Regions from separate parts of the Homo sapiens genome. Here region 2 is linked to region 1. A link is an interaction called in ENCODE POLR2A ChIA-PET data of the cell type or tissue named here. Cell type or tissue: OCI-LY7. All regions are shown on one strand. Links, peaks and the distances in the headings refer to the core of each region. The heading gives the core; the rest is flanking DNA. Region 1 has its middle 21 kb from the start of LINC02323. Region 2 has its middle 20 kb from the start of HSP90AA1.

Region 1 (2,908 bases), core at 255-2,754:
AGCCACCGCACCCCGCCTATGTTGTTGTTTATTATTTTACTTTATTTCTTATAGAGATAGGGTCTTGCCTCATTGCCCAGGCCAGTCTCAAACTCCTGGCCTCAAGTGATCCTCCCCTCTCAGCCTCCCAAAGTGTTGAGATTACAGGCATGAGCCACCATGTCTGGGTGTGTTTTTATTTTCATTTGTCTCTAAACATTTTCTAATGTCCCTTGTTATTTCTTCTTTGATGTATGTTGTTTAATTTCCAGAGTTTTGTAAGTTTTCCAGTTTTCCTTCTGATAATGATTTCCTTCCTTCCTTCCTTCCTTCCATCCTTTTTTTAACAGTCTTGCTCTTTCGCCCAGGCTGGAATGCAGTGGTGTGATCTCAGCTCACTGCAACTTCTGCCTCCCAGGCTCAAGCAATTCTCCTGCTTCAGCCTCCCAAGTAGCTGGGACCACAGGTGCGTGCCACCATGCCTGGCTAATTTTTTTTTTTTTTTTTGAGATGGAGTCTCGCTCTGTTGCCCAGGCTGGAGTGGAGTGGCACAATCTCAGCTCACTGCAACTTCTGCCTCCCGGGTTCAAGTGATTCTCCTGCCTCAGACTCCCAAGTAGCTGGGATTACAGGTGCCCACCACCACACCCAGCTAATGTTTTGTGCTTTTAGTAGAGATGGGGTTTTACCATGTTGGCCAGGCTCGTCTCCAACTCCTGACCTCGTGATCTGCCCACCTCGGCCTCCCAAAGGGCTGGGATTACAGGCGTGAGCCTAATTTTTGTATTTTTATTAGAGATGGGGTTTGCCATGTTGGCCGGGCTCAAACTCCTAGCCCCAGATGATTGGGCACAGTGGCTCACACCTGTAATCCCAGCACTTTGGGAGGCCGAGGTGGGTGGATCTCCTGAGGTCAGGAGTTTGAGATCAGTCTAGCCAACATGGCAAAACCCCATCTCTACTAAAAATAGGAAAGTTAGCCAAGCTTGGTGGTGGGTGCCTGTAATCCCAGCTACTTGGTAGGCTGAGGCAGGAGAATAGCTTGAACACGGGGGAGGGCGGAGGTTGCAGTGAGCCGAGATTGCACCACTTCACTCCAGCCTGGGCAAAAGAGCAAGCCTCCGTCTCAAAAAAAAAAAAAAAGATAGTGAGTGAGTTCTAATGAGAGGTGACGGTTTCACAAGGGGCTCTTCCCCCTTTGCTCCTCACTCCTCTCTCTCTTGCCGCCATGTGAGAAGGTCCAAGCTTCCTTCCCCTTTGCCTTCCACTATGACTGTAAGTTTCCTGTGGCTTCCCAGCCAGGCGGAACTGTGAATCAATTACACTTCTTTCCTTTATAAATTACCCAGTCTCAGGTATTTCTTTATAGCAGTGAGAATGGACTAATACACCCGTCATCCATCTCTGGTCCCATCTGGCCTTCAGACAATTGGATGGTGCCCTCTCCCGACCCTGTATCGAAGGTAGATAGATCTTCCCCACTCAGTCCACTGACTCACTACCAACCTCCTCTAGTTTCTGGGGAAATACTATCACAGACAGACCCAGAAATGATACTTTATCAGCTATTTAGAAATCCCTTAATCCAGTCAAATTGACACCTAAAAATAGTCATCACAGTCCATAAATGTATAGAATTGTTATATTTTCTTGCGGTGTTAAACCTTTTGTTACTATATAATGTCCTATGTCTCTTGTGACTTTTTAAAAATTTTTTGTTTTGTTTTGTTTTTGAGATACAGTTTCCCGCTCTGTTGCCTACGCTGGAGTGCAGAGGTGTGACCACAGCTCACTGTAGCCTTGACCTCCCAGGCTCAAATGATCATCCACCTAGGCCCCTCAAGTAGGTGGGGCCTGTGCCACCAAGCCTGGCTAATTTTTTTTTTGAGATGGAGTCTCACCCTGTTGCCCAGGCTGGAGTGCAGTGTTGAGATCTCAGCTCACTGCAAACTCCGCCTCCCAGGTTCAAGCGATTCTCCTGCCGCAGCCTCTTGAGTAGCTGGGATTATAGGCGCCCATCACCACGCCCAGCTAATTTTTATATTTGTAATAGAGACGGGGTTTCACCATGTTAACCAGGCTGGTCTCAAATTCCTGGCCTCAAGTGATCCACCCGCCTTGGCCTCCCAAAGTTCTGGGATTACAGGCATGAGCCACTATGCCCAGCCCCACTGTCCTTTCTTCAAGTTCACTGATTCTTCTGCCTCCTCGAATCTACCTTCGAATCCTTTTAGCGAAATTTTCTTTTTTTGTTGTTTTTTTTCTTTTCTTTTTTGAGACAGAGTCTCGCTCTGTTGCCCAGGCTGGAGTGCAGTGGGTGATCTCGGCTCACTGCAAGCTCCACCTCCAGGGTTCATGCCATTCTCCTGTCTCAGCCTCCCAAGTAGCTGGGACTACAGGCGCCTGCCACCACGCCAGGCTAATTTTCTTTTTTTTTGTATTTTTAATAGAGACAGGGTTTCACTGTGTTAGCCAAGATGGTCTCAATTTCCTGACCTCGTGATCCGCCTGCCTCGGCCTCCCAAAGTGCTGGGATTACAGGCGTGAGCCACTGTGCCCAGCCTGTTTGTTTTTTTTTTTTCTTATGAGACAGGGTTCCCTCTGTCACCCAGGCTAGGGTGCAGTGACGTGATCATAGCTCACTGCTGCCTCAAATTCCTGGACTCCAGTGATTTTCCTACCTCAGCCTTCTGAGAAGCTGGGATTACAGCTGTGTACCACCATGTACAGCTAATTTGTAAATTTATTTATTTTTTTCTTTTTTGGGACAGGGTTTGGTGGGTTTGGCTCTATTGCCCAGGCTGGAGTGCAGTGGCGCAATCTCAGCTCACTGCAACCCCTGTTTTCTGGGCTCAAGCCACCATCTCACCTCAGTCTCTCAAGTAGCTCGAACTCCTGACCTCGTGATCTGCCTGCCTCGGCCTCCCAA
Region 2 (2,908 bases), core at 110-2,609, 460 kb before region 1:
GGTATGCACATGCGCCTGTAATCCCAGCTGCTCGGGAGGCTGAGGCAGGAGAATTGCTTGAACCCATGAGGCTGAGGTTGCAGTGAGCCAAGATGGTGCCACTGCACTCTAGCCTGGGCGACAGAGTGAGACTCCATCTCAAAAAAAAAAAGCTGTTGAAACGGTTCAGGCAAAGGAGGAGAGAGTTCCGTGAAAGTAGGTGCCTGCAGTGTGGTTCATTTACGTTTACATTGTGTATTGGTAGAGCCTGGCTTTTCCAGTTCTTTGTTCAGAAACAGCTTTCTCAATCAATGGTTCTTGACCACTAAAAGCATCTGTCCACAAAACTATTCATTTACTCCTGGAAGTTTTTCACTATTTTCATAACAATGGATATCAAAATCCATTTTTTGATCAAAGTATTTTGTTAGCTTTTGACTTTCAGTGAGCAGGGAAGAGCCATCATTTAATCAAGAACCTTTTGTTCTGTCAGCTAATATCAAGTAGGGAGCTTCTTTAAAAAGAAATCCTGATTATGCAATCATGAATAATCATGATGAAGATGAAAAGAGGGAAGTAGTAATGGAAACCAGTGTGCCCGCCTGAGCTCCCTGTTGAGCTAATTTTTTTTTTTTTTTTTTTTTTTTTGAGACAGAGTCTCTCTCTGTCGCCCGGGCTGGAGTGCAGTGGCACAACTCAGCTCACTGCAACCTCCGCCTCCCAGGTTCAAGCGATTCTCCTCCCTCAGCCTCCCGAGTAGCTGAGATTACAGGCGCCTGCCACTACGCCCAGCTGAGTTTTGTATTTTTAGTAAAGATGGGGTTTCCCCATGTTGGCAAGGCTGGTCTTGAACTCCTGACCTCAGGTGATCTACCCACCTCGGCCTCCCAAAGTGCAAGGATTACAAGTGTGAGCCGCTGCGCCCACCCTGTTGAGCTAATGTTTTGAGAGGATGGGCAAAATATAGATGAAGGGAAGTATAATCAGAGATGGATCCTGAAGAATGACACAATCCTGAAAAATACTGTCAGGAGGACTGTGCTGTAATTTGCCAGAAATTCTAAGGAAAATAAAAAAGGTCTTTAAAGTTATTCTTAGGGCAAGAAGAACTAAGAAAGCATAGATCTACTGCTTAGGGGATGATATACAGTGATACTGAGAGAAGGCACAAATACTCAAACTTTATAGACAGAAGAACTGTTGTCAATGACAATAATTTCAACTAAGCCTATGGCCAGTTCCTCCTCATATCCTGAGCCCTTTAAGGAGGCGAGGGTGGGGAGTCTGGAAGCAGTAGTGCCCCAACCCTGGCCTGCCGCACATCCTAGAGATTCCTCTCACCACTTCCCTGTTAGAATCCCTGTTTCCTACATCTCATGCTTGCTTCTTTCTTGGTTTAGCCCGTTTTTTTTGGTTTGTTTGTTTTTTTGAGACGTAGTGTTGCTCTATTGCCAGGCTGGAGTGCAGTGGCATGATCTCGGCTCACTGCAACCTCTGCCTCCCGGGTTCAAGCAATTATCCTGCCTCAGCCTCCCAAGTAGCTGGGACTACAGGTGCACGCCACCATGCCTAGCTAATTTTTGAATTTTTAATAGCAATGGGGTTTCACCACGTTGGCCAGGATGGTCTCGATCTCTTGACCTCATGATCCACCTGCCTTGGCCTCCCAAAGTGCTGGGATTATAGGCATGAGCCACCACTCCTAGCCTAGCCCCTGGTTTTGCAGAAGCACATTTTCCACAAGCACAGAGGATATGTAGGGGATATGGCAAGTACTAGCAAGGATGCTGGTGGGTGTGACAGCTGGTGTGGCTGTTCTGGAGAGCCACCTAGCAGTTTCAGTCAAATGAAGAATGTGTGAACGCTCTGTCCCACCAATCCTGTTCCTGAGCACAGACCCAAGGGAAGTTCTGACAAGGATCCATAGGAGGGCACGTATGAAGATGCTCACTGTAATACTGTTTGTGTCTTTGTGTGTATAAAGGCTTCTGGTTTCTGTAATTGTATACCCTATCATTTCACTGAATTCTCTCTTAAATTTTTTTTTTTTTAGAATTGGGGCCTTGAAGCCCAGGTGCAATGGCTCACACCTGTAATACCAGCACTTTGGGACGCCAAAACACGAGCATTGCTTGAGACCATTTTGAGACCAACCTGGGCAACATGGCGAGGCCATGTCTCTACAAAAATTTTAGAAAATTAGCTAAGTGTGGTGGCATGTACCTGTGGACCCAGCTACTTGGGAGGCTGAGGTGGGAGGACTGCTTGAAACTGGGAGGTTGAGGCTGCAGTGAGCCATAATCATGACATTGCACTACAGCGTAAGCAACAGAGCGAGACCTTGTCTCCAAAAAAAAAAAAAAAAAAAAAAAATTGGGCCTCGTTCTGTTGCCCAGGCTGGACTTGGACTCCTGGACTCAAGCAATCCTCATACCTCAAGCTAGGACTACAGCCTTGTGCCATGGTGCCTAGCTTTGAATTCTTTTTTTAAAAATTGTTTTATTAATAGCAGTTTTTTAGTTGATTTTCTTGGGCCTTGTAAATATTGATCCTATCATTAACAAATAGTAAAACTTTTAACTTCTCTTTTCTAATTTTTACACATCTAACTTATAACTTTTTTTTTTTTTTTTTTTTTGAGATGGAGTCTTGCCCTTGTTGCCCATGCTGGAGTGCAATGGCGTGATCTTGGCTTACTGCAGCCTCAACCTCCTGGGTTTGAGCGATTCTCCTGCCTCAGCCTCTGGAGTTGCTGGGATTACAGGTGCCTGCCACCACACCCAGCTAATTTTTTGTATTTTTAGTAGAGACGGAGTTTCACCATGTTGGCCAGGTTGGTCTTGAACTCCTGACCTCATGATCCACCCACCTCGGCCTCCCAAAGTGCTGGGATTACAGGTGTGAGCCACTGAGCCCAGCCCCTCATTTG

What was found. Peaks named below come from ENCODE experiments on the same cell type or tissue, not always from the same donor. Only the 100,000 strongest peaks of a DNase experiment are listed, where the experiment ranks them.
Region 2: POLR2A ChIA-PET joins it to region 1 with 6 read pairs; 2 of 35 experiments call an interaction of 5 or more read pairs at or near these places.

What each region holds. Positions count from the first base shown.
Region 1 is chr14:102,564,357-102,567,264 of GRCh38, forward strand. No RefSeq gene overlaps it. Among named protein-coding and RNA genes, the nearest start is that of LINC02323, 21 kb to the left of the region's middle. In OCI-LY7, for the core only: no CTCF peak of the experiment used is centred there; a DNase peak (open chromatin) is centred at 1,215.
Region 2 is chr14:102,105,936-102,108,843 of GRCh38, forward strand. It overlaps a transcript of HSP90AA1 not described here. Among named protein-coding and RNA genes, the nearest start is that of HSP90AA1, 20 kb to the left of the region's middle. In OCI-LY7, for the core only: no CTCF peak of the experiment used is centred there; no DNase peak of the experiment used is centred there.